2 separate regions of the Homo sapiens genome follow, and region 1 is linked to region 2. A link is a loop called in an ENCODE intact Hi-C map of the cell type or tissue named here. Cell type or tissue: GM12878. All regions are shown on one strand. Links, peaks and the distances in the headings refer to the core of each region. The heading gives the core; the rest is flanking DNA. Region 1 overlaps GRM3 (glutamate metabotropic receptor 3). Region 2 overlaps GRM3 (glutamate metabotropic receptor 3).

Region 1 (16,750 bases), core at 5,400-13,399, 48 kb after region 2:
AAATTACACCAGCTTATAACTACAACAATGGGGAAAAGACACAAATACTAATTTTTTTTGTCCTTGCAATAGTTTGCTGAGAATGATGGTTTCCAGCTTCATCCAAGTCCCTACAAAGGACATGAACTCATCATTTTTTATGGCTGCATAGTATTCCGTGGTGTATATGTGTCACATTTTCTTAATCCAGTCTATCATTGTTGGACATTTGGGTTGGTTCCAAGTCTTTGCTATTGTGAATAGTGCCGCAATAAACATACGTGTGCATGTGTCTTTATAGCAGCATGATGTGTAATTCTTTGGGTATATACCAGTAATGGGATGGCTGGGTCAAATGGTATTTCTAGTTCTAGATCCCTGTATGCATATGTAACAAACTTGCACATTGTGCAAATGTACCCTAAAACTTAAAGTATAATTAAAAAATACCAATTTTATAACATTGCATCTGCTGGCAAACATAATCATATCTGGCCAAGTCCAGCATTTCTTCTTGAGCAAAATTAATCACATCTGTGACTTGATAACCTGCAATGAAAACATTGCAACACCTAAGTCCTGGATAAATTCAAAACACCAAGAAAATGGGTACCGCATAATATCTGAACATTGAAAATAAAATGACAGTACATGCTACACATGGAAAGAGATTCTGCTAAACATAACTTACTTGCATGCCGCCTCTCAGGCCCTAGGAACTAATGGGTTCTGCTATAAGGCCATTGTGTTTCTCACATAAATCAGAAAGCCAAATCTGACTCTGATATTTATAGCTTGAAGCTTTCATTGCCCCCGTGGAAATTTCCCAGTAGACTCTTAGACTATCATTGTTATCTCTGTTGATGGCCAGTCAGTAAACGAATGTTTATGGAGTCACCACAAAGCACAGACTGACAAATGAAAAGCATACTTTTGATAGCAAGGGATGATTGGTCATGATCCTCAAATAAAGGAGTTTATGGCTTCAGAACAAAAAAACAGACAAACATTATACCTTGAAATATATCATTGCATCATTATAGTGAGAGGAATCCATTACGAGCTTGGATTGCAGAATGGACTGGATAAATATGACAAAAGTGAGTACAGTGAGTGGTCCCAGAATTCCTACCACTTATGGGTTCCTCAGTAAGATCTCTATGCACTCTTTACCTTAGTTTCTCAAGCTATAAAATGGGATAATGGTAGTATCTACATCATAAGAATGCCCTGAGGATTAAATGAGAAAACACATCTGCAACAATTAGAACAGTAGCTGGCACAAAAATATTAGGACTACTGAAAATACTAGGGATCTTTAAAAGGCTTCCCCAAAAAAGCCTTACCCAAAAAAAAAGGTAGTCTGAAAACAGTAACTTAGAGAATAGGAAAACTGAAATAGCTCTTCTTTGTTCACTTCTGAGGAATTCTGAATTGGAATCTAAACAGGATAAACCACTTAATAATCCGTCTTTGACTTTAGCCACCCTTAGATTTCTGGCACTTGCTGAACTGCAATATTGAATTTTGCATTTATAATTTCATTTTTTCTAGTTTTTTCTTCTTTCTTCACCTGTGTAATTTTAACTTAAACTCAGGAATTTACATCTCTTCCTATATAATATCACCTTGTTTCCTGAGAGGGAAACTAGTCCTTTGAGAAAATCAAGAGACTGAGCTCTAATCTTAGGCTTTCTGCCTATTAGTTGTCTAAATTTTGAAAAGTCACTTCACCCTGTGAGATTGTTTTCTCACCTATAAAACAAAAGGTTTAGATCATCTTCACAGTTTCTTCTATCTCTACAATGTAAAGATCTTATTGCTTATTTATGCTTTTTTCAATGGCATTAATACAAATGTAATTTTATTTGGCCACTATAAATATAGAAATATAAGACTTTATATAAGACTTATATAAAGACTTGGAATAAATATAAGACTTTCTTCCAAGCTGCTGTCTTTGAGTACGTTTAACTGTATTATCCAACTCCTATCACTTTCTCTTTTCCTCAAGAGTCCAAGCAATGTCACCAATAACTTATTAAAGTCATGGTCCTCCAGGCTGCAACTCTTCCTTATATAATGTTGAAAAGATGGCCCCCTGGTAAAATTCACTCTTATTAAACCCATGCTGATTCCTAGTACTTTCCTCGTTCAGTTCTAAGTGTTTCCATGCTCTCTGTTAGCAAACTTTGTTCTAGAAGATTACCAAAGCACATCATGCTTATTCATTTATATTTCTTCTTGATTTATATATCCAGAATTTGTCCTTCCTCCTTCCCTTTCACCCTGTCCCTTTCACCCTGTGGGAGTCCTCCATTGTGTGTTTTTCAAGAATTATTGATAGTGATTTCATAATGTAATCTGCAATTTCTTCCAGAATTCATTACTGGGGACAAACTCCATTCATCTGATTATGGGGTGGTTTTTTTTTTTTGTATTCTCTCCTACTTTTGAGTGTGATAACCTTTTTATATTATTTGTACTGCCATTTCCATGTTAGAAACCATTCTCAATGGAGAGAATGAGAAAGTAAGAGGGATGGAGCAGCATCTTTCTTTTATTCATATAGAACCAACTTTCCCATTTGATGATTCTGTATCTTCCTGCCACATCTTCTCCTGAAACATAATTTCAAATCAAAACAATAGCAATGACAAAAATCACTTTGATGCATTTTCACATTCTGCGCTTTAGCGTCCCTTATTTTTACAGGCTTATGTCAATCTTCTATGTTGTATATGGGGACGCCCCCAACATACATACAGACAGCACCCATTCTGTGTTGCTGGTTCTTCTAACACCAAAATCCCCCAAATGCAGCCTAGCACCCAGTGGATTCTTTAGAGTTTTCATCTTCTCTTTCTTGTTGAGACTATTCTGTATTGTATGAATTATTTTTATAGTCCTCCTGTATTCCATTTTAGAGTCTTAATTTATGTGAAGCATATCTCTTTTAAAGTATTTTTTTCCAAAGCATATATAACTACATCCTGTTTTTCCTTCCTCCACTCTATCTAATAATAACATAATTGGGTAACTTTCTTCCAAAATTTTACATTACTTCTCCATTCTAAAACAATTTTTCTTTTATCATTCAAAATGATGTCCAGTGTAGGAGTTCCTTTATTTCTTTATGCTTTCTCAGAGAAACCATATGGCCAGTAAAGTAAGTCAAGAATATTCCAGAACCAAGCTTTTAGACAAATGAGACAGGAACCCAGTTAACAACTACCTGGATATTCCCCAACCCTAGTTTTAAATTTATGTTAAAAGGAAAGTTCCTGCTAACAGCAACTAGGCAGTCTATGGTGTATACCATAATATTGCTTCTGTTCCTCTTGTTCTTTCTACCTGGATGCCTTTCTGTGTTTGAAGCCTCAGGTTTATAGTCACACAGTAGAAGGTAGAGAGGAAGCTGTGAGGGGATAGCCATAGTCCTTGAAGTCAAAACACCTGGTTTTACACCTTGATTTCACCCACACATTCTAACCATATGGCTATGAACAAGTTTCTTCACCTAGCAGAACTGTTTTTGCATATCTAAAATAGAGATAATAATATCCACCATAAAAAGTTATTGTGACTATCAAAAGAGCAAAATATGTTTGTGTGTGTGTGTGTGTGTATGTACATACCCAGTACATTGGTACTTGGTTTTACAACAGAATAAACACATTTTTTAAATGAATAAACCAAACTAACATTCTTCTTTACAAATAAGGCTGAGGTGGATGAGAAAGAGAAAGGAGAGAGACTTATAATCTATTGCCTCCCATGGTGTTTACTTTTAAGCATTTTAACCCTTTTAATCTAAAGAAACTAATTTTAAAAGGAGCAGCTCACTGTGATAAAATTACTTCAATACTTCACTCCATGATTCATTTGTATTACATGTGTTTCTAATGTAACTCTGAATATCGTAAGTTTGACTATATTATCACCCCATGCTATTCAATATAGGTGATACAATTGAGATAATACTTACTATGTTCCAATTTCACGTTTCAACTCACCAAATGTGCCTCCTTTTTCTAGAGTCAGTTGTGGTCTCCTCATTAAACACACACACACAGAGGAACATAAAATTATTCTTAAAATGTTGGCAATAGTTGCTGTTTTATTCTAGCCCACAGCCTTCCCCAAAGTTACAGCTCATTGTGCCCCTTTCCAATGCAGAGAATCTTTCCCACATTGCTGTTATTCTATGGCTAGTTCGTTCTCTTGCAAAGCCTGCCTTCATTGTAAATTATTCTCGTACATCCTGGAGAGTTAGACATGAAGCCTATCATTGAAAAACAAGAACTTTTTTGTTTTTTTTTTGAGCAGTTTCTCATTACTCCTACCCCTATGGGAGAGGAAATTTCAGCAGTTTAGGATTGTTTCACTGTGATTCTTCGCTGCCAGAAAATAATGTCCAGATATTTTTTAGGTCCTTTCATTCTCTGTCTCCCTGAGGGGTTCAGGTCCTGATTAATATAACTTGAAGATGAGAAAATCATTGTATCAAGAAGAGATGGCCTCTCCAGTGCTAGCCAGAAACCTCTTAACAAAGTCAAGCTATGCATAGACAGGGCTCCTATCACCAAGCCTTCCATAGTGGTACATAAATCCAGTGGAAGCCAGGCACTCATTCTAGAAGTAATGACAGTACCTGTTTGGTGACACCTGCCATTTCAGTCAGGCTGAGTGAAGCAATATTCCTATGCCTAAATAAGTCAGTATAGGCCATTTTGTCCAGAGTCTCCTAGTCCTGAGAAGAGAAGAAATAAATAATATATTAGCCTTTACCCCTTCATCCACCCATTCACCTCCATTCCCCTGGATTAAAGAATACTAAATGCAAGAAAGATTTGGGGTTTTAATTTTGCATTATATTGTGTGTTAAGCCCCAGATTTCTAGCTGTTTTATTTGTGGTTGAGAGGTAGCAGGATTGGAAAAGATATAGAAGATATTTTTGATAGCTCTGGACTATATCTAGTGTTGATTTTAATAGCAGGCCAGATATCCAAGAACATGCTGTGTAGCTGTGTATGAACTTGGCTGTTGGTTTCTCTTGCCAGATGAAATTATGATTAATCGGGGCTCAGATGTCAGTTGTTTTATGTTGCTTGTGCTCTTTGCTAACAGCTGCCTATTTCAAGCTGTGCTTGCTACATGTCAAATATAAACGTGAAACCACAATTTCCAAAAGGAAAAATTTCAAAGTACTAATATTCATGCCAATGTAGACAGAGCATACTGTAATAGTCAATGTCATTTCTGATTAAAATCCACTTAGTATGTTACATAATTTAACTTAAGTCAGTATAGAGAAAGAACTCTCCTACGTGAGGTAGACAGGAGAAATTATTTTTAAAAGCTAATTATTCAGTATGCATATAATCTGTTTAGATATTTGTAAATATATATCTCTTCAAATACTGTATGCATAAAATGCTCCTCAATAAACAAGTGTCACTTTCCTTTTTATTCTACAATAAATAAAAATGATAAATATTGTTGATAGTCAATTATAAAAAATTTAAATATTTGATTCAGATTTAGGTTTAAATACTTGGAAGTAAGTGGTCTGTTCTTGACAAGGTCCTCAATACCTTTTAATTTTTTTTAATCAAAAATGATGTAAGAATAGAATTCTATATTATTTCTTTTCACATAGTCCAAGCAGAAAAATATTTTAAAAAGAAAAAGAAAGTAAAGAAAATATTGGTCAAGATTTTCAGGAGTTTAGAAAAGCGTATGCCTAAAATGTTGGGTGGTGGACTAAATAGAATTGATTTTTTTTTTTTTTTTTTTTTTTTTTTTTTTTTGCTTAACCTAGATGATAAATGTCTAATCTGGACTGCCCATGTGGCATGCAGTTCCCAAATTAAACTCTTTCAGAGACTGCCGTTTTTAGCAAAAGAGGGGGAAGTGAGAATTAGACAACACCCTTGCTCTTTCTATACAAGTGCAGTCAAAAACCGAGTTTGGCCAATTCACTGTAGTTCATTGCTTGAGCTATATATAGCAGGACCCCAGAAACTTAAAGAAACCTGAGAGCCCATGGACAGGTTTTATCCTAGTCTAGAGTCTAGCACAGAGTATAGAAGAGAGTGTGGTGCCCTTCTCATTTCTCTACTCTGCCCTTTCCTGAAGCACACACTACCTGTGTGAGACCTGCTTCCTAGTGTCCAAAATACAGTATCCAAGGAAGCATCTGGTATTCATCTCAAGAACTAACAGAAAAATGTAGCCATCTAGAGTAGAGGGAAAAGGGAGTCAGTAAAAGGTGTGGATGCTATTATTCATTTTCATGTCCAGTCATCTACCTCGGGGTTTCTAACAAAGGTCCTTCTTCTCCCTCCCCTAGGTGGCAAACCTGCTGCGGCTCTTCCAGATCCCTCAGATCAGCTACGCATCCACCAGCGCCAAACTCAGTGATAAGTCGCGCTATGATTACTTTGCCAGGACCGTGCCCCCCGACTTCTACCAGGCCAAAGCCATGGCTGAGATCTTGCGCTTCTTCAACTGGACCTACGTGTCCACAGTAGCCTCCGAGGGTGATTACGGGGAGACAGGGATCGAGGCCTTCGAGCAGGAAGCCCGCCTGCGCAACATCTGCATCGCTACGGCGGAGAAGGTGGGCCGCTCCAACATCCGCAAGTCCTACGACAGCGTGATCCGAGAACTGTTGCAGAAGCCCAACGCGCGCGTCGTGGTCCTCTTCATGCGCAGCGACGACTCGCGGGAGCTCATTGCAGCCGCCAGCCGCGCCAATGCCTCCTTCACCTGGGTGGCCAGCGACGGCTGGGGCGCGCAGGAGAGCATCATCAAGGGCAGCGAGCATGTGGCCTACGGCGCCATCACCCTGGAGCTGGCCTCCCAGCCTGTCCGCCAGTTCGACCGCTACTTCCAGAGCCTCAACCCCTACAACAACCACCGCAACCCCTGGTTCCGGGACTTCTGGGAGCAAAAGTTTCAGTGCAGCCTCCAGAACAAACGCAACCACAGGCGCGTCTGCGACAAGCACCTGGCCATCGACAGCAGCAACTACGAGCAAGAGTCCAAGATCATGTTTGTGGTGAACGCGGTGTATGCCATGGCCCACGCTTTGCACAAAATGCAGCGCACCCTCTGTCCCAACACTACCAAGCTTTGTGATGCTATGAAGATCCTGGATGGGAAGAAGTTGTACAAGGATTACTTGCTGAAAATCAACTTCACGGGTAAGCCAAGAGCCTTTAAACATCTTCTCAGATGCAAACAAGTGAAATAAAATAGGAATCAAATGCCTCTGTGCCCAATTCAGAAATAATTATTTCAAAGCCATAAAAAGGGTTCAAACTGTTAACCAAATATTCCAGGATGCAATAGGATGGTTCTCTAACATTCTTACTCATTTCTGAATGAACATCTCGGCTGGTACACGACATGGCAATGAAAGGGGCCCCAGGCAGGGCTGACAGCCCACTGTGGTAGCTCCCTAGATTAGGGCCAGGCTAGATTTGAGCTCTTTGTTGATGTTGGCTGCAGGATTATGGCATGTGTGATATGGGCACTTAATCTTCTTTAGCAGAATTGGCACCTCTCTAGGGAACATGAACTTCCAAGCCTTCTTTGTGGGTGACTTGAGCAAAAGAATCTCATAACTTTCACAGTGGGTGACAGAGAGAGAGAGAGAGAGAGAAGTCACTGTTCTCCCAGAGCATAATTAGGGGCAAAACAGAAAAGATACCCAGACCCTAGTGATTTCTAGGCATTCCGTTTATTTTTCTGCTATACCAAAACATTTATATATTATTAATAGTTGGGGATTTTCTCAAAATATGTTATGAAATGAAACTCTTTTTCTGGGAGCTTGACTATAAGCAGGTTGAAGACTAATGGAATTCATTCTGATACAGTAGTGAACATCATACAAAGGTGTATTCAAAGTGAAAAGTGATTTTTGCTGCCTCTTTATTTCTAAATACAGTCTAAATATTTCTCTAACTATAGTATTGCATTGAATGCATTACTACGTAAAAAGCACAAAATCTTTAGGTCTACATTCTCTACTTAGGTACATGGGATATCTGCTTATTAAGGCACTTGTTCTGGGTAGTATAGCTTAATCCCAAATCATAAAATATTAAGTAATATTTGGGGCACAAAGATTTTGATGCCAAAAACATTACAGTGATAAAATGCTTTCATCAACCTGAATTACTAATACCTCTCATGCCACTCAGGCATCGTTCCAATCTGCACAATGTCTAGTCTGCTTCCACAGAAGTATCATCCAAGACCTGAAAGTTTATATGCTCAGATCATACTACCATTGGCGCAAATGGCAGTTCTCACATCTCCCTTATAAGTGGTCACTCAGAAGTCAAGTGGTCTATGAAATCACAGGTAATAATGAAAAAAATGCCTCATGACCATTGGCTTCTATTCCATAATTCTTACCTGCAAGGCAGCCTTGAAAATAAGCACAAAAATCACCACACTGCATGTTGCATAACTTCTTTACTTTCCCCAGAGAGGGCCGAAAGTAGTCAAAATCAATTATGTCAGTAATTCCTCCAATTAATCTGATGGATACCACTTCTTATCATTAGAATGACTACTAAAACTGGTAAAGATTAAACTTTTTCTGTGCCCTGTATTCCCATGAGTGTATTTCATATAGCAATAACAAAAATAAATAAATAAAAAGAGTAATAAATGAGCATTCATCTTCAAATCCCAGGTTAGTTCCTGTTGACATCTCTAAAAATTGAGAATGGACCTTGGAGTCAGTAAAAAAAGAATATCTTTACTCTAAAAATAAATTAACTCTCAGGTATTCGTAAAAGGTATCTGCAATGCACTTAATTCTTAAAGATGAATAAGAATTCAGCACATACTCCCCATCAGACTACCCTTCAGGGTATTATTTATCTTTACTCACCACATATATTAATTAACTTTGTTATTCTAGTTCCTTTCTTACTTTTTAGTATGCAAATATACAAATATATTCACTCATCAACAGCTAAAATAAAATGAACGCTTAGAATTCAGAGAGCCTTTGCAAGGTGTTTTATGGAACCAAAACATGTTCCTTCATTCCAGTGACTTCTTGGGTCTTAAAAGGCAAAGAAAAGTAAAGAAACAAGCCCATTATTTGGATAAACAAAACAAAAGTATCCTCTTTTTGTCTGTCTTGTTCAATTACTCTTTTCAAGTCTACCGTTCAGTTTGGCTGTGCAAACCTGACCACAAAGTGCTATTTTAGCCTTCTCAATTTGACAGACATTACCAGTCATTCTCCATCTCTGAAGAGAGTAGGAGGGTGAAAAACAGATTTAAACTACATAAAAGAGAGGGAATTTAGACCAGCCACAAGGTAAATATTCTCAGCAGTGAGAATTGGACAAGAAAATACATTACTAAGGGAGGATACCAAAATGCTAAGTTAGCTAACTAGTACATTTAAAAAATAAGTCAAAGAACTAACTATAGTAATAGAATGCAGATTTTAGCTTACAGTAACCTGTATATGACTAAATATATGTATATTTTTAACTTAGAGCTAGGTAAAAGATTATAAGTATGTATGCATTATTACTGCTTTAAGCTTGAGATGCACTATGGAATATTTTTTCCTAGCTATTGAAAAGCAGATTTGTTTTACTTTTTTTCTGAAACAGTATCTTTGTTTTTTCTAACTTGAATATTGTGGCAATAAACTAGGCACAATAGTACACACTTAGCAGACACTAAACAGTCTGTTCAATTAGGCTGAAAAAAGTCTTCTTCTGGCTATTTGCATGTACTCAATACATTTACTCCAAGATTCTTCTGACAAGGGACACTTTTAGCCAATTCCCCAATAGCTCTCATCATTATAGGATTAAAAAACTAGGCCTCCTGTGAATTTAAAAATAGATTAAAATACTCCCTGGTACTCAGATGTGTTCCCACTAGCTAATTCCAGCATTGGTCAACATGGATCTTGTTTGAAGCTAACCCAGTTTAAATATTCCTTTTGCAAAACAGATTTTTAGAGCTATGCCTTGCTAAAGATTCTTCCAAATAGTAATCTCTCCTGGCACAGGAGCTAACCACTGCCCAGGTCTCTAGGCTCATCTCCTGCTGTACACTCCACATTCACTCTTCCTTCCATTAGCACTACTTGCAGTTCCCCAAACATGGCATGCCTCTATTTTTGCCTGCATACTTCCTGTGAATGCTATTTCTTTATCTAGAAGATTCTCTCCCCACCCCCACCTGCCTTATCTGGCATCTTCAGTGATTCCTGTGTCTCTTTGAGATCCAATTTAATTGATAGTTCCTTTAGGAATCATTCCTATACTTCCCAAACTAAGATAAATGCCCCTTCTTATGCCCATATCCATCTGGGATTTTGCCTTCCTTCATACTTTATATCCAATACACCAAAATCTCTTGTTGGCTCTACCTTCAAAATAGATCCAGAATCTGATGACTTATCATCTTCTCAACTGCTACCACCCTGGTCCATACCACCATCTCTAGCCTACATTTCTGTGATAGCCTCCTAGTTGATTTATTCTTACCTACTTCAACCTAGCCTCCACAATCTATTCTCTACATGATAGCCAGGATGCCCTTTTAAAATCTAAGTCAAAGTCCTTCCTCTACTCAGAACCACTTGAGTTCCCTTGTTTCACTCATAGTGAAAGTCAACAGCCTTACAATGTCCTGCACACCACCCTCCCTGCTCTGCCCCTACCTATCCTGACTGCTCTCCTGTCCTCACCTTTTACTCTCCTTCTTTCTCACTTCACTCCAGCCACCCTTGTTTCCAACATTAGGGCTTTTCCACTGCCAGTTCTCTCTGCCTATATTGCCCCTAACCCAGATATTTCTGTGGTTAATCCATTCCCTACTTCTTTCAAATATTCATGTAAATGTTATCTTCTCAATGAGACCTACTCTGGCCATTCTTAACAGTGTAATGCATTACCCCCAACCCCCACTACAGATGCCCCTATTTCCCTTGTACCCTGCTCTACCTTTTGTTTTTTCACCCCATGACATTTTCCCCTTCTGTCATACTACATCATCTATTACTTTCATATTTAGTCTTTATTGTTTGATCCTCACACTAGAATATAAGCTCCACAAAAAACAGAAATCATTATCAATTTTGTTCACAAATGCATCCCAAGCATAAAAGGTGTTCAGTAAGTGTTGATTTTGAATAGCAGTTAACCCAAACTTACGTTTTCTTCTCTACCTTTATTACTAGCTTGTGGGCTCTTTCAAGGCATGGTACATATATTTCATCTCTGATCTCAAATACTCAGCATGGTTTCTGGCATAGAGCAGACATTATGTAAATGTTTACCAAAGGAATGAGAAATTATAAAAGCAAGCAATCAATTTATAATATGATTGCTTTGAAAAAATTTTAATATATAAATTTTGTTCATTAACAAATGAATGTCAAGAAAGGAAAGTGTATGACTTCTAGAGTGGCTTGCTTTTTTACCTAAGTACTCTCTTTTAGTTATATTCTATCATTTCATTTGAGATAAATGTAACCAAATATCATTAAAGCTGGAAGAGACCCATCACTGTTTTATAGATGAATCCCAAGAATTGAAAGTGATTCGCCCAAGATCAGTCAGCTGGTTAGTAACAGGGGCCAGGACTGTTAGCTCGTTAGTAACAGGGGTGAGGTGAAATTCATGTCACCTGACCCAGTGCTGCTTTTGCATGTGCACGAGGACTCTGGGAAATTGATGTATTTGATCCCAAACATCTACCACAGTTTCTGATCCATTCTAAATATTAATGAAATGCTATTGAAGGAATGAAAGATGATCAATAGGTTTATAGTATGTTTCCTTTTTTTATTTCTTTTTAAGATACCTTTAATGCTCCTGGTCTACTTTTTCAGTTGACACAAAGGTGGTTCATCAAACACCCAAACTTTGAACGCTGAGCCTTGGATTCCAAACCTTAGTATATTTAAAAATAAATAAAGTTTCAAATCATTTTTTAATTGTTCAGTAAAATTATTTCCATGTGCAAGAGTTATGTCATCCAGAATCCTAAAGTAAATATTTAAATGAGAATTATGTTTGGTGTCATGTGAATTTTCAAACTTACTTTGAGTAAAATTTCAGAATTTATGATGTAAAAGAAAGCTTAAACTATGCAATACAGTTAAGAAAAAGGAAGTCGAGAGGTCTATGAAACATCTAAAGAAATGGAATATCACTGTGATTGTGTTCACAGTACAGTACATTCTTTCTCACTTTTTATCCTGAGACCAGTTCCAGAAAGTCGAATAGAATAAAATCATAGAGTTACAAAAGGCCTTCCTCAAAGATGAGCTTGCCCCTACTTCTCACTTGACAGAGGTGAAAATTCAGGATGTCAGCATTATTATCTTCACTTACTGAAGCACATAAAAATGAACTCAACTGTCAGAGTGATGTGGTAACTGGAGTATACCCAATTTGAAGGAAAAAAGAAAGAGCTTCCATTTGCTAAGCATAACTGCCAGAAGTGCCCCAAGACACATCCAATGTCACGTAGGCATTATCTCAGGAATAACATTTATGCCATTCCTCTCTGCAATTCTTAGGGTTAGGCTAAACTGTTTGAGAATGGAGAAATTGAGAACTTGACACAAAAGAAAATTCATCCAAGTTCACATAATGAATAGGTGACAGAGTAAATGCCAAGGTCCTGATTTAGTCATTCATTCCACAGATACGTTTAGATGTCATGCTGGGACCTGAGGACCCAACAGTAAACAAGGCAGATGCAGTCCCTGCTTCATAGAGCTTACACAGACATTTAACCACCAAAAACAATTCTAAAGTATAAAAGCATGATTATTATGGCTTACAATGTTAGGGTGTTGCCCTAGGATTTTTGTTCTGCTTTGGTTTGGATTGGGAAATTACTATGTATCTTACACCCAGAAAAGATCTAGGATCCCTGAAGAAATCTTACTCCCAGGGCTTCACTTATATGTGAAGAGGACAATTCCCTGTTACTGATGGACTCATCATAACAGGACTGAATAGTATGTACAGCTAAGCTAAGACAGTTTTCTTTTTTATTTGTTTGCTTGGTTGGCTTAGTTCATTGGTTGGTTGCCTTTTTTTTTTTTTTTTTTTTTTTGCTACCAGTGAAGAGACAGACTACTGGGATCAGAGACCTAGAGCCTGGTGGAGACAGTCCAGCCTTCTTCTTATGTTTACAATTCTCTACACCTGGAAGAGGAGAAGAGGCAGAAAATGGGTAGTCCAGCCTTGCCACCCTACTCACCTCTGTGTCTGATTCATCCAATAGGAACAAGGTTCACTCCTGGTTGGGACTATAATCACAGAGCACAGGCCAGGAAGGGCAGATTTTCTGGGACACTGCACTCCAAGGAATAACGTTTTAGCTGGCCCCAACCCAGCAAGGCTCTCCTCTTGAAAAGTACAGGGCCATCCAAGGCACAGTGAGGAAGCCAAAATGGTAATGGCCACATCTTTAGATGAATGGGCTTTGAAGTCCCTGAAAGAGCAAACTGCTCTTGATCTTGCTTCCTCCCCTGGAACATTTGTAGTTCCCACAAAAGCACAGAAACTTGTTCCAGCTCTGCTGATCAAAAGCATTTCCAAAATGTAAAGATAAATATCCTGTACTTCTTTCTTCCCCCTTCTCTCTGGTCAGCTTCCTGGGGTCATAAGAATAAGATTTTAAACCCCCAAAGGGCACCACTAATGTGGTCACTTATTTGTTTATGCACCGTGCATCTGTGCTTTGGTGTCTTAGAGGCTTGAGAAATGATTCCCATTTTAAGGTCATGCTGTGGAGAACAGGAGCCTCTAGGAAACCTAATTTTCCACTTAGGCTTGTGCTTTCTGCTGCTGCTGCTGCTGCTTGTTATTTTTACTATTATCATTATAGTTGTTATTATTATTGTCATTATTATTTAATAATCCTTAATTTATTATGAGTCATTTATACATCCTGTGAGGCAGAAAAAAGTAATGATCCCCAATGAAGTATGAAAGAAATGGATCATACCACCTTGCTAGTCAGAAAAAATTACAGTAAAAATACTATTTCCTTGATGTTTCCAGACTTTTTTGGATACTGTGGTATGTTTACAGGAATATCACTTGCAAAGGTATCTGGAGATTGGAAAAAAATATTCTAAGTATTTTTTTTTAAATGTAACTAAAATCCTGTTTAAAAATCAGTTTACCTTATCTATGTCCCTTTCAAGATAGCTTGTATTATCCCAACAAGAACATAGTCTTCTAAAGGTTTCTAATCTCTGGAAACTTTGTCATAGTAGAGTTAAAAACATAGTTTTTTCCACTTCTGTATACCTTTATGCTATTACTTATCCTGAGCAGGACACTGAGAAGCCAACATACATAAAGGAACTATTTTCAGTAGGTTCAGAAAAGCTATCAGATTGCTGTACTCACCAGGATAGCAATCACATACTGAAATAGAGGAATGTTCTCTAAAGAACTTCAAACAATTATACTGTTATCCAATGGACCATGAGTGTATGGGAAGCTATCCTAAAGTTGAGTTTAGTAAGCCTTCACAGAAACATAGCAAAATTTTCATAATGCCTGAGCAATGAGCATACATCCTAAAGATTAAGGATGCTGATGTTATACTCTGAGGATCAGGCATTGAGAAGGATGGCTAAAGAACTTGAAAACTAGTCACCATTTTCACCTGCCTCTTACCAAAAGCACTTAGCAGGGGTCCACAATACTTCTTATCACTTTATGTGACATCAGCAGGCAAGGTTAGCTAGTCAGTCTATGTTTCTTCCCTGAACCCCTAGCATGGTTCCTGGGGCTACTGTACCTACACTCCAAACTATGATAATCAAAGGATTCATTCCACTGTCTAAAGTATATTAGAATTTGTTAACGTGGCAGAGTCCTCTGAAGTCATAGTAATAACATTCCAGAATATTCAAAGATTTCATTCTCTTTTGTCTTTAAAAAAAAAAAAAACAATTTTACTAGCACAGAGTTGACCATAACTTAAATTTACAAAATAACATCTCAACCACCAACTACAAAATCATATTCATACACACAAAGCTGCTGGACCAAGTATGATTAGATAGTCTAAGATTGCCATTAATATTAACCTACTACTTGTCCATTCATTCTCCCTAGCACACAAGAAGTAAAGTAACGAAAGTTTCTCAAATGTATGTTTTTTTTTTAAATTAAGGCAGTTTAATGTATTACTTTAACCAGCCACTTTGGAAAAGATGATTATTTCTCTTTTACTTTTAGAGTGGGGTTAACACATACAGAACCGAAGTATAGGAGGATAAGTTAAGAGCCATTGGTCTAGGTTAGTTTTTATTTTATTTTATTTTATTTTATTTTATTTTATTTTATTTTATTTTATTTTATTTTATTTTATGTTCCAGGATACAAGTGCAGAACATACAGGTTTCTTGCACAGGTAAACATGTGCCATGGTGGTTTGCTGCACCTATCAACGCATCATCTAGGTATTAAGCCCCACATACATTAGCTATTGATCCTGGTGTTCTCCCTCCCCCTGCACCCCGACAGGCCCCAGTGTGTGTTCTCATTGTTCAGCTTCCACTTATAACTGAGAACATGTGGTGTTTGGTTTCCTGTTCCTGTGTTAGTTTGCTGAGGACAATGGCTTTCATGTCCATGCAAAGGACATGATCTCGTTCCATTTTTTGGCTGCATAGTATTCCATGGTGTATATGTACCACATTTATTTTTATCCAGTCTGTCATTGATGGGCATTTGGGTTGGTTCCATGTCTTTGCTATAGTGAATAGTGTTGCAATGGACAGAATGATTTACATTTCTTTGGATATATACCCAGTAATGAGATTGCTGGGTCAAATGGTATTTCTGGTTCAAGGTCTTTGAGGAATTGCCACACTGTCTTCCACAATGGTTGATCTAATTTACATTCCCACCAATAGTGTAAAAGCATTCCTATTTCTCCAAAGCCTTGCCACCATCTATTGTTTCTTGACTTTTAAATAATGTTTATTAATAAGTTTAAGTTCCTTGTAGATTCTGGCTTTGTCAGATGAACAGATTGCAAAAATTTTCTCCCGTTCCGTAGGTTGGTTGTTCAGTTGAGAAGTCTCTTTTGCTGTGCAGAATCTCTTTAGTTTAATTAGATCTCATTTGTCAATTTTTGCTTTTGTGGCAATTGCTTTTGATGTTTTAATCATACAATCTTTGCTCATGCCTATGTCCTGAATTGTATTACCTAGTTTTTCTTATAGGGTTTTTATAGTTTTGGGGTTTACATTAAAGTATTTAATCCATCTTGAGTTAATTTTTGTATAAGGTACAAGGAAGGGATCCTATTTTAATTTTCTGCATATGGCTAGCCAGTTTTCCCAGCACCATTTATTAAATAGGGACTCCTTTCCCCATTGCATGTTTTTGTCAGGTTTCTTAAAGATCAGATGATTGTTGATGTGTGGTCTTATTTCTGAGATCTCTATTCTGTTCCATTGGTCCATGTGTCTGTTTTTGTACCTGTACTATGCTGTTTGGGTTACAGTAGCCTTGTTGTATAGTTTGAAGTCAGGTAGCATCATGCTGCCACCTTTGTTTTTTTTGCTTAGGACTCTCTTGGCTATATGGGCTCTGTTGGTTCCATATTAATTTTAAAGTAGTTTCCCTAATTCTGTGAAGAATGTCGATGGTAATTTAGTGGGAAAAGCATTGAATCTATAAATTACTTTGGGCAGTGTGGCCATCTTCACGATACTGA
Region 2 (16,750 bases), core at 3,765-11,764:
CTAATACTCCTCAAGTGATGTGGTTACATAATAAGCGGAGCTGTGTGCCTGCACTCCAAACTCGCTGAGTCATGCTGAACCAGATGTCTGCCTTGGCCTATTCTTGACTGCAGCACATCCATTTTCCTTACAGGGAGTATCCAGTTTTACTGAGACTGTGTTTATTTAGGAAAGTAGCCAAAGAAAGTAGGGGGGAGAAAAGACATCAGACTGGGGACTCCAAAGAATACCTGATAGGCTATAAGGAGCCATATTTAGTTCTGAGACAGTGGGAAGGTATTTTCTTCTACTTCTAACTGTCCAAGATTGAAAAAAGAATGTGTTGAAAAATCAGTTAAGCATCAATATACAGTGTATATTGTTCTAAGCCATTTTGATCCCTCCATCATCCCCACTGCTCACTGGTTTTGGCCATTCATTGTTGAATTAGTTCCTTTTCTGGGAGAAGTATTAGGCAACACTCAGTCTATCAGTCCTGCTACTTATTAGCAATTCTGCCATTTGAAACTATAGGTTAAAATGAAATTTGGAGATTATTTCTGGATCCCATATCTCTTCCCTATTTCTGCACTTCAATAACATAGAATTAGTCATAAGCCATTAATCTATTCAGACATGTTAGGGTTACATAATTCAAATATTTATTTGTAAAGAATAATATCCTCATATTCCCATAAATGTCACACAGGAAGTCTCTCAGCATGCAGCCTCAAACCAAGCAAAGGCCTCTGACAATATAAATGTCCTTCACAGACAAACATACACACAGACAGATGTACTTCTATCCCCTGCTAATTTTAGAAACCTGATGAAACCCTTATTACACTTGTCCTATTTTCCTGTATCTTTCTCTGGCCTATCATTTTTATTTTCATTTCCACTTCCATAGTCCCCTCCTCATCCTCCTCTATATTCCCCCTTCATCACATACACCAGCTTAGTCAAATGAAGTCACAATTTTTTCTTTTATACACGCACCCCAATTTTTTTCTACTACACTTGATAGAAAATATGTAAATATTGTAAAAGCTCTTTTCTCAAATTTAAAATGTGTGAAGGCTTATTATTACTATTAGTAATGGTCTCACACATTTTGTTAAAATGGTTGGAAGGAAGGCAATAAATGGAGCAAGGAGAATAGTCTTTATTTGCATATGAAGCTGGATAAAAGTTTAAATGTGATAGTTAAGCTTAATCCACAAGAGACCATGCCTTTGAAGAGATTGTCTTAAAATAGCTGGAATGGGAAAGAGCGACTAGATGTGGTTAATGATGACAGGATCTTCTTTGCTGTTATTCTGCTTCTTCAGCCTTCAGTCCTAACTTATTAACAGCAGATATACCTGCTGTAGATCTCCACACTCCTCAGTACAAATAAATGCTCTATGCAAAACATTTGTTCTAGACCTCACATAGAATTTGTAAAATCAAGTAGAAATTTTTGAAGTCAGACAAAAAAAAATCCCACTTGTTGGCATTATACTTTCTAAGAAGCTTTATCTAACCACCAATTGACTGTGACTTCTAATTCTTCATTATTAAGTTTGTCTACTCTCTTATCTCCATTGTTAAATATTTGCTAATATGCATGCAAACAGTTACAACTACTGGAATGATCTGACCAGCAGGTTTTTAAAATATATTAATTATATTTTTCAGTGCTCCATTTATAAGCACTCATTTGGTTTTCATAACAACTCTGTAAAGTGGGTATTATTGTCCTAAACTTATAAATAATAAAACCATGTCAAGGAGCTACTAGTTCATACAACTACGAGTGGATGAAGGATCAAATAAAGCTGTCTACAGGTTTGTTTTAATACACAACACTGCCTTTCACAAACAAAAAGAAGTCTTTCATAATGGGACTAAGTACCATTTTACCATAAAGACTTCAATATTCGCATTATTACTTTATATAAATAAAGTTTAAAAACCCTGCAGAGCACTTTCTAATTCTTTGAAAACACTCAAATTGTATGTCTATCCTCAAAGCATTAGAGAGAAGCAGCACAGGAATTAATCACATTTTGCAGATGAGAAAACTGAGTTCAAGTGAAATATAGACTTGCCCAAGGCTGTATGGTCATTAAGCAATGAGACCAGAACTAACCCATGGTCTTCCTAGCTGACTTTTTCCACTGTGTTTGAAGAAGTCAACTTTGAAGTGCTGAGCTGAATTGTGCTTCAAATTCTGTCTGAAATGTACTAATATATACAGAAAAATATTCATATGGTACCAGAGAGAGCTGGTGTAGGGGAGAAAAGCTAACGGATACATGGTGATTGTTGGGGAAGGTGTTGTCAAGATCCTCATGGGAAGGCAGGTAGGCAAACGAGGAAAAGATCCAAAGTGATCTTCAGGGGCCAGATGCTAGTTCATTCTTCCTGCAGGTGGTGTGCCTTAACTCAAAGTGGGTGAAAAAGGCAAGAATTACTTGTTCAGTTAAATGCCAATGTGATTAATGTAGCTGCCAAAGTTCATGAAACATTTCTCTATTGGTTTGTAACAAACAAATCCCAAAATAAATAATGTCTCAACACAAAAGAAAGTTACGTTTTGCTCAAGCAGATTCCACTTGGGGTTTTGAGACAGAGTCGTGCTCTGTTGCCCAGGCTGGAGTGCCACTTGTGTATTTTTAAGGGAAACGTAGCAATTCTTCAGGCATAATCCAAAGAGACCAGGTGCTTTCCATCTATGGCTCTGCCATCTTCCACATGTGGTTTCCAAGGCCTTATGCTTGTCAGCAGTTCAGCCAGGAAAGAAAAAGAGCAAAGAAACCTTCCAGGGGAAGGTTTACATGAGACATATTCCGCTCATATCCCACTGGTAGAATCAGTCACATGGCCACATCTCTTTGTAAAGAAGGCTAGGAACTATGATCTTACTGCATGCACTCAAGAAGAGGAGAAACCAGATTTAATGAAGATCTAACATTCTCCCACAGCTCTGCTCATAGTGCTCTCTTTCATAAACTAAAATTTGCAGATGTGTGTTTCCTTAAAATTTAACCCATATCTAATGAGATTCTCCAGACAGGCTCATCAAAAAAAACAAATACATTTATTTTTACCATTGTGTCAGAAGTCCTACATCACCAGTCCTAGGGGCCATAAAGAAAAAAAAAACATCCAACTCCACTTCAAAAATGATCATTGGTATGATCGCTTTATAAATGGCCAAACTCAGCTGCTAGGTAAGATTTTAATTCAGCATGAAAACAGAAATAAGCAAAACCTTGAGCTTGAGGGGATGGACATAGGAGATAAAGACCTAGGTCTGAATCCTCACTATGTCTTTTGTTAGTGATAGCTAATGTTTAATAAGTGCTTTCTAAGGGCCAAAACCCAGTGCTTGCACTTCACATGCACTATCACAGTTAACCTTCACAAATTCACTTTGAGAGTGAATTTTATGAGTGAGGAAATAGGCTTAATATTTGTTTCACTTCCAAGAACACAAGAGGTTACAGAAGTAGGCTCTGACCTAGGTCTAATATTCCGATGCTATGCTGTTTCTGGAACTGACTGAATCTCTCTGAACACTGGCTACTGCATTTGTAAAACATGAATAATTATACCTTTCAGATTTGTTGCAAGCAGTAAATGACAGCAGGAATGAAACGTAACACAGTACCAGGCACATAATGAAGTACTCAATTTGTTACGGTTATTATTAAACACATTAAATACCTATTTTCTCAATACGTGCTTTAGTCTACCATAGTTTACCTCCAAAAAATACATCTGAAAAAAATTATTGTTTGCCACACATCCATTTTGGACACATATCTCTGGAAATTTATCAAGGGGCAGCTTTGCTAGTGATTAATAAGGATTTATATAGCCTCTGCAGGGGCAGAATATAATACAAAATAAATATGATCTGTAAAGCAGCAAAAAAAAAGGAATGAAATATAATGGCAAATTCATAATGAAACATCCCAGCTATCAATCTATAAGCTGGCAGACAAGAAGGATAAATACTCTCATTATGATTTTAGCATGCCCCACTTAGATCTATATGAAATCTATTGTGCACATTCCCCTCACCATTTAGATGTTCCTTTGCCAGATTTGACATGAAAGCATTTCCCAGATTTAGAGGTTTCACTCTGTTGGGGACATTTTGTAGGCAGCAGTGTGGACGCACAGTTACTGGCCCTGGTTGAATGACAAGGAGAGACAGGCAGGAAGGGGCTGTGTATTTATTTCCTTGGGATGCTCCATGCCACCATAGGGATGGACAGCAAACAGTGATTCAGGAACTAGTGATTTAATATAGGCCGTGTATCCACAGTCATTTCCCCTCTTCGACTAACTCCTCTGCTCCCAGAAAGAACAGAAAATGGAGCTAGACTGGAAGATGTCAAATTCACACATGGCTCAGCAAGTAAAAAGTATGGATGCTTTTGAACAAAGTCAAGGAGAACAGAATGGCATATTCACAGGATTGTGAGGAAGAAAGTCTGACAGAGACAGAAGTCCCTTTGGAGGATGTGAGATACAAAGCTGAATTAATTGTGAGGGCCAGATATTGACAGCACTTGGAAGTCAAATATAAAGCCATATTCTACTCTTACATTATCTCACTCAACTTATTTAATCTTCATAAGTTTCCTGTGAAGCAGATGCCATTTCCTCATGTTACAAATGAGGAAACTGACACTTAGGCAAGTTAAATGACATGCCAAAGATCACACACTTTATGAATATCAAAGCTCAAATCATTTTTACCCTGAATCAATTCTCCTGATACAGTAGATACTGGGATGCAATGGAAGGGTTTTTAACTGCTACTGACTTGATGAAAAGAGATACTTGTATAATAAAAATGAAATTGAAGTTTAAACCCAAGTAATTATTTTTAATTGATAGATAAAAAATGATATCATGCACAACATATAGTTTTGAAATATACATTGTGAAATGACCAGATAGAGCTAATTAACATATCCATTACCTTATATACCTGGTTTTTTGTGGTGAGAACACTTAAAGTCTACTTTGTTCGCAATTCAAGAATACAATACATTGTTATTAACTATCATCACTATGTTGTACACCAGGTCTCTTTTTGTTTGTTTTCAGACAATCTCACTCACTCTGTCACCCAGGCTGGAGTGCAGTGGTGCCATCTTGGCTCCCTGCAACCTCTGCCTCCTGGGTTCAAGCAATTCTCCTGCCTCAGTCTCCCAAGTAGCTGGGACTACAGGCACCGCCATTATGCCTGGCTAAGTTTTCTATTTTTAGTAGAGATGGGGTTTCACCATGTTGGTCAGGCTGGTCTCAAACTCCTGACCTCAGGTGATCTGCACACCTTGGTCTCCTGAAGTGCTGGGACTACAGGCATGAGCCACCGCTCCCAGCCTACAACAGGCCTCTGGAAATTATTCCTTCTACCTAACTGAAATTTTGTAGCACTTGACCAACATCTTCCCAACCTTCATCCCCCTCCTTCCAGTAACCTTCCAGTAACCTTCTACTCTCGCTTCTGTGAATTCAACTTTTTTAGATTCCACATATGGGTAAGATCATTTGTCTTTCTGTGCCTGATTGATATATAAAAACTTGTTACTTTTGGATGGAATTACCTACGTAGAACGGCCTTACCTCTACCTGAAGGGAATGAACTAAATCAGTGGTTCTCAGAATTGTTCCAGACCAGCAGCATCCACATCAGCTGGGAACTTTCTGGAAAGGCAAATTTATAAAGACTGCCCCAATCTCCTTAATTAGAAACTCTCTGGGTGGAGCCCACCAATTCGTAGTTTAACAAGCCTTCCAGGTGATTCTAATCATGCTTAAATTTGAGAACTATTGTAACAAGCCAAACTGAATGCACCTTTTGGAAACTTAAAAGAAGTAAAATCAGAGCAAAATGTCCATTTAGAAGACAGGAAAGAAAGATTATCTAAGGCTCAAGAGTAAAATAATTAAGCCCTTTCTACCAGTTTTGTGATCTTCAGCAACTTACTGATCCTCATTTTTTCCTTCAGTTTCCTCATCTCTAAAATGTAAATTTCCTCTAGCTCACTGGGATATTGCAAGGATTAAAGAAAACAGTGCTTGTGTTAATAAGATGTGCGTGCTAAAATTGTGAGCATTCAAAAACATTAGCTATTATATATTTAAGTTAACACCAAAGGCAAAGCTCAACAAAATGCCCAAAGCAATAATTGAACTTAAGAAAACTTACAAATCAGAAGAAAAACCAACCAAATATAAACTAGGAAGAACAGCAAACCAAATGTAAATGAGAACATTTACTAAATGGAAAAAAAAAGTTCCATTTGTGAAGTAATTAACAAGAGAGGTAGTTAATGAAATTGGATTACTATTCCATAGGCCCAACTTCCATTTTGAGGAGGAAGAAGTAAGTGTATCTAGTCCTTAGAGTAAGGCATTCTGGGGATAATATGTGTTCTCTTAATCCGGAAAATCTGGAAAAGTCAAGGCTGGGGAGAAAACAATGAGATAACAAGAAGCCCAAAGCAATACTCCCTTGATTCAAAAAAAAGGCAACCAAGTCAATTTAAAAAACAACTGTTTGACAAAAGAAACATTTCAAAGAGCAAGTCTGGCTACCAGTAAGAAAATGTAAAATAAGCCTAACCAGAATAAAAAGATTAACTTATTTGCCAATTCAAAACCTAATTTCAGGATAATGTAAACCCAAAACCAACTAAATTTTTAAAAATCCATAAGAAATTCTCAAGAAAATATTAAAGATTTAAAAGTCTAATTATGGTAGAGACAGGCTGAAAGAAAATTTCTGTGAATCAAGACCCTCTTAAAAATTCTCGAGTCATTTCAAAAATTAAGCTGATAACTTGAAGACTAAAGCAGAAAGAGGCCCTTGGCAAGGACTTCCAACTCACTTCATTTCATACAAAACCTGCGTTGGTTGGTCTGTCATCTTCCTACCAGAGTAATGGAAATAATTTTCACCATATCCATTTTTTTCCTGTGGTAGTCTATTACTTAGCACATTGTGGAGCACGTCCGCTGAAGATGTACAGATCAACCTGTATGCATCATGTCAAATTCAACCTTTGCAGGCAGATGAAGGAAGAACCATATATATGTGTACATAGACCTTGGCAGTCAGGCAAAGAGAAAACCATCATCTCTCTCCCACCACGTTTTCCCATCTAAAATGTTTTCCTGGACCATCTCCACCCAGACCTTATGAAAGCATGGAGACATTTTATTAACTTTAAAAAATAGAGTCCCCGTTTTGGGATGTTGTGTTTGACCTCTACTAACTCTAATATGGATGGTACTAGGTTCAAGAGGCTGAAGAAGAGACCTGGAGCCAGTGAATGAAACATAGGGTTTATAGAGGGGAACTTACATACACGGTATTCCAGTGGCGGTGGGCCGGACAGGAAAACCACAACTGCTTCTAAAAAACATTCAGTTTATATAGCACTTTCACTTAGCAATCTCCCCCAGCAACCTCCACATGGCAACTTTAATTTCTTAAGTTATTGCTCTCAGGTGGATCTTCCACACATGGGGCAGAGATAAATGGGCTATAGAGTTAGCTTGAAGAACAGGTGGTATAAGAAGTTAATATTTATAGTCAACTATATTGGGTTATCTAAAGACAGGTGTTTTAGATGATGAACTGGTGTGAGCTACTGAAGAGCTGAGTGCCAGTTTCAGCTCACTAATTTGCTACCCAAAACAAGTTAATTCCTGCCTCTGTGCCTATCTCTGCATCTTTAAGTTTGAAAGATTAAACTTATCAGATGTTTCCAAAATTCTTGGACACCACCCCAGAACTTTTAATAAGAATCTCAAGAAATAGGGCCCAACATATCTATTTTCAAAATATCCAGCTCTGGAATAGTTTGCAAATTGCTGGATTAGATGATTGCTAAGGACCATTTTTGTTGCATATGTTTTGTACCTAGCATTGATATTTTATTTACATAAAGAGCAGAGAATATATGGTTTTTAGCCTTAAAAAACTTTAAATATAAATGGAAAGTAGTACTTCTCAGTTGTTCCAGTTATTTATTGCTTAGTAACATACCACACCAAAATTTAATGGCTTAAAATGATACATTAATTTTCTCATGAAGCTGCTATTCAGGCAGGGCTTGGTGGAGACAACTCATCTCTAGCCCACTCATCATCATCTGGGGCAGCTCAAGACTGGTGGCTGGAATCATCTAAAGGCTTGTTCACTAGCATGTTTAGTGATTGATGCTGGATGTCTGATGGAACCTCAGCTAGTGCTGCTGGCTAGTGCATGTGCCTCTCTATATGGTTGCTTAGTTTCTTCAAGGCATTTTGGTTCCAAAGGTGAACATCTTTAGAAAGAAGCAGCAGGATCAGGAAGCCTCGCTGCTTTTGACAACCTGGGGTCACTAGTTCACATTCAGCTGGCACTTCTACTTCCTTCTATTCATGAGGAAATCAAAAGTCCTGTCCAAGTTCAAGGGGTAGGAAAATATACTCTATCTCTTTTTTAACTGCTTTATTGAGGTATAGTTGACAATTTAAAATTACATATATTTAAGATGTACAACCACTTCTCTTGAAGACAGAGTGAAAAGGTCCTGAAAGAGCATGTGGAATGAGAAATATTTCTGGAAAATACAATCTGCCATACCAAGGAATAAAATAGAAGATGTAAGAGGAAGGATAAAGGAGACAGTAAGAAATTGGGCTGGATTGGTACAGTTTACAAGATTATAAAGGAACCTGAAAGTCGGGTGGAAGAGTTTAGATATATTTAGGTAGGAAATTGAGCCATTGAATGGTTTCAAGTAAAGATTTTTCTTAGCAAAAATTCTTATTGAATCATATCCCAATAAGAAGTATATTGTGATTAAAGGTGACCTTTGCAAAGCACTTTAGGGAAAGTACTTCACAGGCCTACAGCACTGAGCTCTAATTCTCCTCTGTGACATTTTCACATTTTCTATAGTTATAAATTTTAGAACGAGGATAATGAAAGCGCTTCGAGGTATTTACTATATGTGACTTGGGTTTTTAGTTCATTATTTTATTTAAGCATCACAAGAGCAATAGGAGATTCATATTATTATTCTCACTTTACAGATGTGGAGACCGAAGCTCATAAGTATTAAATAACTTCCTCAAAGTCAAATATCATCTGATTCATAAAGCTATTATTAAAACCCAAGTCTATCTGATTACAAAGCAAGCACTCTTCTCACTATGTTATATTACATGATCGTATCTCTTTGAAGATGAAAACTATATAGCATGTTTTATGTGAAAATACAAATAATATAGTAATCTCTCAATATATAGGTTTCAATATCAGGTATGGAGAATGGAAGCAACAGTTAAGATTCAGATAATACTCTCTGATTTAAACTTGCAATAAGGACTTTTTGGGAGAAATTGGAATGTTGGTAGCTATATCCCATGATATCACAAAATATCCTCCCCCAGCCACACACAGAAACATACCTAAACAGCACAATAAACATAGTCTCTGAAGAACTGAAAGAAAACCTCAATAAAGTGGGAAAAATTTATGGAGATTTTATGGCCCTTCCTTCTTCCCTTTCTATTTTAAAACATTTATCTATAAGGGTCCAAGGTTTATATTTCTTCTCCCTTGCAGCTGCATATATTGTCCTTATTCTGAGATTTAATCTGAAACCCTAACCCAAAGCCATCCCTGTGACCAGGGGAAAATTGTGAGATTGACAATATAGGTTTTCATACCTCTTAGATTCTAGAGTGTCCTGTATTGATTGAAATAAAAAAGTTTCTGATATTATACTTGTCAGAGGAATTTACATTACAACAAGGGCCTGTTGGTATAAAGAAGAGTAGGATTGCAAACCTAGTGAATGGCTGGAGAGCAAGATCTCTGTGGGCTAGAAAAGAGTGTTCAGCCCCTCCTCCAAATCTATCATGTATACACTAATGCATTAACTTCAAGTCTGACTCAAACCACTTCCATATGTAATTCCTCAAGAAGAGAGCTGTGTGAGACTATGATAATAAGATACTACACTGAAAGGTTTTATATCCTTTACAAAGCACATTCACAAGCATTATCTCAACTAGGTTCACAAATGACATTCTGGGGTAGGTATTATTAGCATCATCTTACAGATAAGAAAACAGAGATGCCAAGAGCTGTTCAAGACCCTAAAGCAAATGGGCAATGTTACCTCTCTAATCTAGCTCCTCTCCTTATGAATCCACTATACGAAGCATCCCACACCCAGGTCTGGGCATTGCTCTCTTGTGCCTGACCATCAGCATAACTCACACTCCCCTCTGGGAGGATACTTATGACAGAGTATAAGTATAAGTAAGACTATTAGAGAATGTGGAAGCTTTACATGAAAGAGTGTGCAGCAGACAGGCAGTGCTAGAAACACTTGCCCTCATAAGTTTTTGGGATACAGCCCTCCGCAATTATCTTAAGGGGTCCAGAATATTTGGGAAAGATGTCATATTACTATCTTTCCCAAATATTCTGGGCCCCTTAAAATAATTGCAGAGGGCTATCTTACAGATTCTACTCTATAGTGGAGAGCATGAAGAACTTTCCAAGACTAGGCCCCACCAAGAGGAAATACTATCCACAGGAGCATGAGGTTCCAAGGCAGGAGTAGCAAAGATTCCCCAACAGGCCACATGTCATGGGTCGCCCCTAGGGTGTCAGGGACGCTTAAAACCTTTTGCTGCCATATCTACAATGTGAGGTTAGTGTGGGTGAGCACCACCATCTCAGGTAAGAATAAACTCCTACTATATATGCCGGGCAGTCTGTCAGCATTCTGATGCATGAACAGGTGAATAAGGAGCTGAATATACAAAAATAGTGTTAAGAAACTTACAGGAAGTCCAGCATGGTGGCTAAAACCAGTGCTGAGATAGATTCTCTACCGCATGGAATATGATATGCCTGCCTTACAAAAGATACATGAAAAGCACTCCTGGAAATATGTAGAAAGGCACCATCAGAAGCAGACATGGGCTTTCCTTTGTTCCTCACACCCAGGCTCTTCGACTCCTAGCCAACAACCCATGCTGGTCCCCCTTGCTGTAGTCAAATCTAGGTACCTTAGTTGTCTTGGCATTTCATGATCTAGTGTGATAAATGGCTGATTTATGATGTGGAACAAAGTTGGGCTTTCACATTTACATATGTTACCTTACGGAAATTTCCCTTCCATCTCATAACTCCAGAGCTGGCATGTGGGTCATTTTCTTTTCCAGTTGGCTTTGTTAAACAGCAGCAAAATGTCTGGGCGTTTGGCCACAGCAGAGGGGCAGGCAATGCTTGACTGAGATAAAGCCTGTTTGACTTGGCACATGTGCCAGAAACCCCTGAGGGCAGTGGGAGGTATGCTTTATCTAATTATTCATGGCCATGCTGCTGAGTGGAATGTGACATTGGCCAAAGGATAAAGATAGCAGCCTCTATCATCTTAGCATAGCCCACCTTGGAAAAGGAAGGCTCAGATTTAGAATACCACCCTCCAAATCTAGAAACATGGTCACCAAAAAATCTTACTTAAACATCTGGGAAGATGAAAACAATATAAGTAGAAATCTTCCCCGGTCACCTTCAGACAGCTTGGATTCAGGGCTCAAGGCCACCTCACTCTCTGACCTTGGAGAAGCCACATAGTCTCACTAAGCCTCCAATTACAACATAATGTGAATGACTTCCTGCAGAGCTTCTCATGAAGAGCTTAGGAGAATAGGAAATTGGGCTTTGGGCTTTTGGAGTGGAAAAATTTTAGGTGGATTATGCTATATTATCATTATAGTAAAATGTATACATGCCTAATTTTTCTGTCATTCATGGCTAGGAGAAATTTTTAAAAGAAGGGCCACATCTCCAGAGTTTCTAAAAGAAATCTAAAGATTTACAAAACCATGGGAATTTCTTTTGTCTAAAGTTGAAGATAAAGTATCTACCTGATTAAACGAGCTCACTGAGGACAAAGACAGATGTAGTCTCATTCACCTCTGTATCTTGAGTGTCTGGCATGTAAGTGTACAGATTAATATTTGTTTTAATGAGTTAATGATGGAGAGAAAAGAATTAAAACTAAACAGATGTGTCTAATCCCATGCCTAGGAAAAAAATAGGTTCTTGATAAGTATTTTGTTTCCCCTTTTCTCCTCCCTTCCTTTTTATCCAACTTTGTCAAAGATACAAAGCTTCTTTCAGGTAGGCATCAAGCATTAAATATCTTTCAATAGTATTAACTTCCTAAGTAGATTTTTCTAATGTTTTCCTCATCTGGCTCTATAATCTTTATTTTGTGAGTACTTTGTTGATGTTCTGTTCTTAAGTGGAGGCAGGGAGGATGGGTAATGGAAAAGTCAGAAAGAATGGCAGGATAGGTCAAATATATCCATACCACTGAGAAACAAAACTCAATATATGACTAATAGAGGGTCAGTCATGTATTATATATATATATATATATATATATATATATATAATCACTTCAATAGAATTCTGTGCTGCATTTAAGAGGAGACAGGAGTGTTTTGAACTTAAGTGGATAGACTGCTAGAATTCCAGAAATATTTGTCAATACTGAACTTAGAATGAAAAAAAAAATGTGCAAGTTAGAGGATGCCTTAGGGATCATTCAGCTCAACACCTTTATTCTACAAATCAAAAAACTAAAGCTCAGGGACATTCAAAGTCCACATAGCTCAGCAGAATCCAGCCATGGGCTTCATCACCTCTGTCTCACCTTTTAAAATTGCATAAATTCCTAGCCCGATGCATTGCTAATGCCAAAATTCAAGAAAGCTGATTTCACGGGGCTTATATATCACTTCACTCAAAAGAAATATTGGACAGAGATGCAGTGGTATTTTTAGTGATTCTTGGGTACAGCAGCCCATTTGGAATCAGCTTTTTTGAATAATAGGGTTGGCAAATGCCACTATGGCCTGATAAAAAGTAGAAGAAGCCAAGGGCCTCATACTGGCTTCAGATTTGAAAGTCAACTCTGATTTTGCAGATCATGTGTAGCAAAGATGATTGACACCTTTCAGTATGGACAACATGTTCAAAGAGGATTTGGGAATCATAAACTTAGCTCTAGTCCTGGCTCTGGTCCTGGTAATCAAGTCACTTAAAGATGTAGACAAGGCTATTCACTGCTCTAAGCACTCATAGGAGTTGGAAGAGACATTTTATAAGTTCCCTTCCATATGTAAGTGTCCATGATCCCATTATACATTTAATTAGCCTGAGAAAAATTTAAGCAGAGAAGCCTTGAGCCATGCAGCGAAGTTAGCTGACACATCAGCTTTACTATGTTTCAGTATACTCAACAAAGCATGTTTTATCTGTAAAATTTTCTCTTCATTACAGTTTCTAAACCCTCACTAACATGTATCAAAACAGAAATGATAATAGACTTTCTAATACCTTCAGGGTAAAAGGGATTTCAAAGCCATTATTTTCAGAGAAAATTGATGAGATTTATACTTTACATTTTAAGCCATATTTTCTATAAGCTCATTTTATTTTATAAAAAGGTTGTTACATGGGCAATGGTGATATTTAATATCTTTAATCTTATACATAAATCAAAGCCTTTGTTCTCTTTATAGGTTTTATATTGTCTCTAAGCTTCTGCCTAAAATACATTCAACAGGGTCCAGTTATAATCTTCACCAGAAGTACACAAACAGATCAATAAAGACCTTGGGAAGACTCAATTGGGATACCTTGGCACCATCAGTTCTGGTTGCCTATTTGACTGAATCCATTTCCTGCTTCTGCATCCTTACACTGGTAAACATCCAAAATGGTTAAGATCTAAAATACCAACAGAGTAAATGTAACTATAATCAGCTGTTTTTATTAATGATTTCTTCAAGAACATAACACAGTCCAATAAACATGGAGTTGTTCAATGTGGTTGTTCTAAAAGCAGCTAATAGCAGGATGTAATTTGAAGCAGCTTCGGCTCACTTACAGAACCCTTGCTCTGTTAATTGTGATTTCACACCCCACTAAACAGCACAGCCTGGAGCTAACGTTTGCGCAGGGAACAGTTAGTATTCTGTAGTTCAGTTCTCTCCACTGTTGTTCCTCCTGTCTCCCTGTGGTTAACTTCTTCTTTTTTTAAAAGCTTAGTAGACTGAAGTTGTTCCCTTTCACAAGGAAACATTCTTTTTTTCCCTTCACCTGGCAGGAGACAGCCTGTGGATATACCTATTATTTCGCTTTTTGCTTTTGTTTTAATCTTTCACCTTTTCACCATTGTTCTCAGAGCATACACTTTATGTTTCCTACAGCTGACCATCAATCCCTGTTATTAAACAATGGAATATATATATTTTTTGTTTTGGCTCATCCACACTAGTACCCTTGACTCTTTATTTAACTAACCATCCCCCTCAGGAAGTAAGAATATTGTCTAATGAAAGGAAAACGGCTGCAGGAATTCGAAGTCATTTGGAGGCAAGTAACAAGTCTCTGACTAGAAGAAAAATATATATTGGAAGAACCAAGCACAATATGTTACATCCACAGATGTTCCCAAAGAGGCACCACATGCAGACTAGATTTCATTCAGGGGAAGAGCTTTTAAATACATTTTAGGCAAGACCCTAAAATAGAAATACCTGAATAATCCCCTTCCCCAGGGACTCCGATATTTCGTAAGAAAATTAAGAAGATCAAGGGTCAGCCTGGATGATACCGGAGGCTTTCTTACTAAAACATTTTATAATCTATAAATACTCATATTTTAAAAACAAAAATTTAGTTACAGTGCAGGGGAGAGTGGCTATTTAGAGAATGGAGCAGTGGGACTATTACATTAAAAGGTATACTGTGAAATTTTTCATAGAATAGGGCTACTGTCCTGTTGTTCACTGATGGTCATGAAATTAACTCAAAGTCCTCAAAAGAATACTTATCTTCTCCTTTTGGCTTACCCATGTCGAAGATAGTGTCATTGTTCTTGACATTCCATATGTTAATCCTCCGCAGTTAATAATAGTGAATTCCAAGACAGAGGTCCAGAGTAAGTGCTGAAGAAGAATTTGTTTAAATCAATACCCAAAGATCATTCAAAACACACCCAGATGCTAACACCTTAGTTAGATATTTTATGCAAAGTTGAGGCAACATTAGTAATATTGAAAGAAACTTTTGTGCTCATTCTTTGTACAGCTTAAAATAACATATAAGGTGATATTTCACATGTAAAAAATCAGGGCTTATTTTCTAATTCTTACTACTGGCATAGTTTTTCTAGCTAATAAAAATAGCTTTTAAACAAAATCTGCTTTTCCCCTGATCTTCAGCTTTCCTCTGGGTGTCATGTGAAACACCATCCTTTGGGTGACATCTTGTGTGCCCCACCACAGGTCCTATAAAGTGGCAGCCCTCCCGTGGTGAAATGGGTTACTTGTAGGCTGTGAGAAGGATGCTTGGGTAGTTCAGCATCTACACTACTGAGATAATTTTGGCTACATTTCGCAGGAATTGCAGTTCAGGGCTTTTGAAATTCCCCAAGGTTATTACCCCATATGTATGCTAAACGGCAAAGTGTAAATGTCCTGTGCTAAGCCACAAGTAAAAGAAACATCTGGACAGTGGATAGAATCAGCACCAAACACGGCCTTGATGAGAAGGCTAATGGATGCCAGATGTGGAAACAAATTCATGTACAAAGGTCCCCTCTCTAGGCAGGATCATTTCTAAGTGTCGTGACCTAGAAGAAAAGTTCTCCTGAAACTGAAATGAAGCATGTATAGACTTCAGAAAAAAGTATTTTTGAGGCAATAATAATGTAGGAATTTAAGTTAAGCCAACACAAATATGTTCTAGGAAAGAGAAGCACCAGATAGACAAACAAGCTGCTGGAGGTGCCTAGATTGTCACATCTTCCTTACTGCTTTTCAGAGTCCTCTGAGACATTAGGACACAATTCTCAACAGATGGGAGTTATAAAAGGAGTTATCCCCAGTCAAAAACTGGGAATCAGATAATTCTATTCCACTACTCAGTGACTGAGGAGTCCTGAGCAAGTAGCACTTAAGTTTGCCCCTAAGCTAGTTTTACTCATCTATTTATAGCAGAAATCTTGGAAAGAGTAAATGAGCATATGTAAAGCAACTTGCATACAAGTTCAAAAAAAATTGGTTACTTTTCCCATTCAAGAATGAAGAAACTAGTGAAAAAGAAAGCTGAGGTTTGTCGTAAAGTGATAAAAGGAGAAAATATATATTCATTAATTTAGTCAACAAATATTTATTGCACACCTAATATATGCCTGGCAATGCATTATATATCAAAAAGAAAGATTATGCTAATCTACACAGAATTGCTGCAGCTCACAAGTTTAGCTACGCTAACTAATTTACACAAAGCTTTCCAAGTATCTTGCACTACAGTTTACTTTGTGACCAATAGCATGCTTGTGTAATACAGACTATGACCAAATATGTAACACCAGTTTTGTCTAGAATAATGCAACTTGGACAAATCAAATGATGTAGGCTTTACTAGTTCTATGGGCTAAGTAACTGAATTAGCTTGCCCAGACTTGGAAACATATGCTGTGTTAGGAATGAAAAGAAAAAGCATGAGGAGTTATCTTAGTGTTTCCTAGCCACTAAAGAAATTGGGCCGTAAAAGAGAAAAGAAGTGAATGGATAAAATCATTGAAACTGGTGCTGCTAAGATGAAATTTAGAGTGACAAGAGATATTTGCATCGTTCAAGTGACCACAGGTGAAGAATA

Evidence for each region. Peaks named below come from ENCODE experiments on the same cell type or tissue, not always from the same donor. Only the 100,000 strongest peaks of a DNase experiment are listed, where the experiment ranks them.
Region 1: a loop joins it to region 2, with 4 times the contacts of the local background. A loop is called at or near these places in 2 of 110 quality-filtered maps.

The regions. Positions count from the first base shown.
Region 1 is chr7:86,779,926-86,796,675 of GRCh38, forward strand. GRM3 (glutamate metabotropic receptor 3) reads left to right here. Exons shown (of 6, transcript NM_000840.3): 3 at 6,336-7,191. It overlaps GRM3-AS1 (GRM3 antisense RNA 1), which reads right to left. Exons shown (of 4, transcript XR_007060408.1): 2 at 6,345-7,139; 3 at 1-4,732. Among named protein-coding and RNA genes, the nearest start is that of GRM3-AS1, 15 kb to the right of the region's middle. RefSeq lists an enhancer at 6,009-6,068. In GM12878, for the core only: no CTCF peak of the experiment used is centred there; DNase peaks (open chromatin) are centred at 5,916 and 9,209; H3K4me3 peaks cover 293 bases; H3K27ac peaks cover 625 bases.
Region 2 is chr7:86,733,906-86,750,655 of GRCh38, forward strand. The region is part of intron 1 of GRM3 (glutamate metabotropic receptor 3); the gene reads left to right. Among named protein-coding and RNA genes, the nearest start is that of GRM3-AS1, 61 kb to the right of the region's middle. In GM12878, for the core only: no CTCF peak of the experiment used is centred there; no DNase peak of the experiment used is centred there; H3K27me3 peaks cover 147 bases.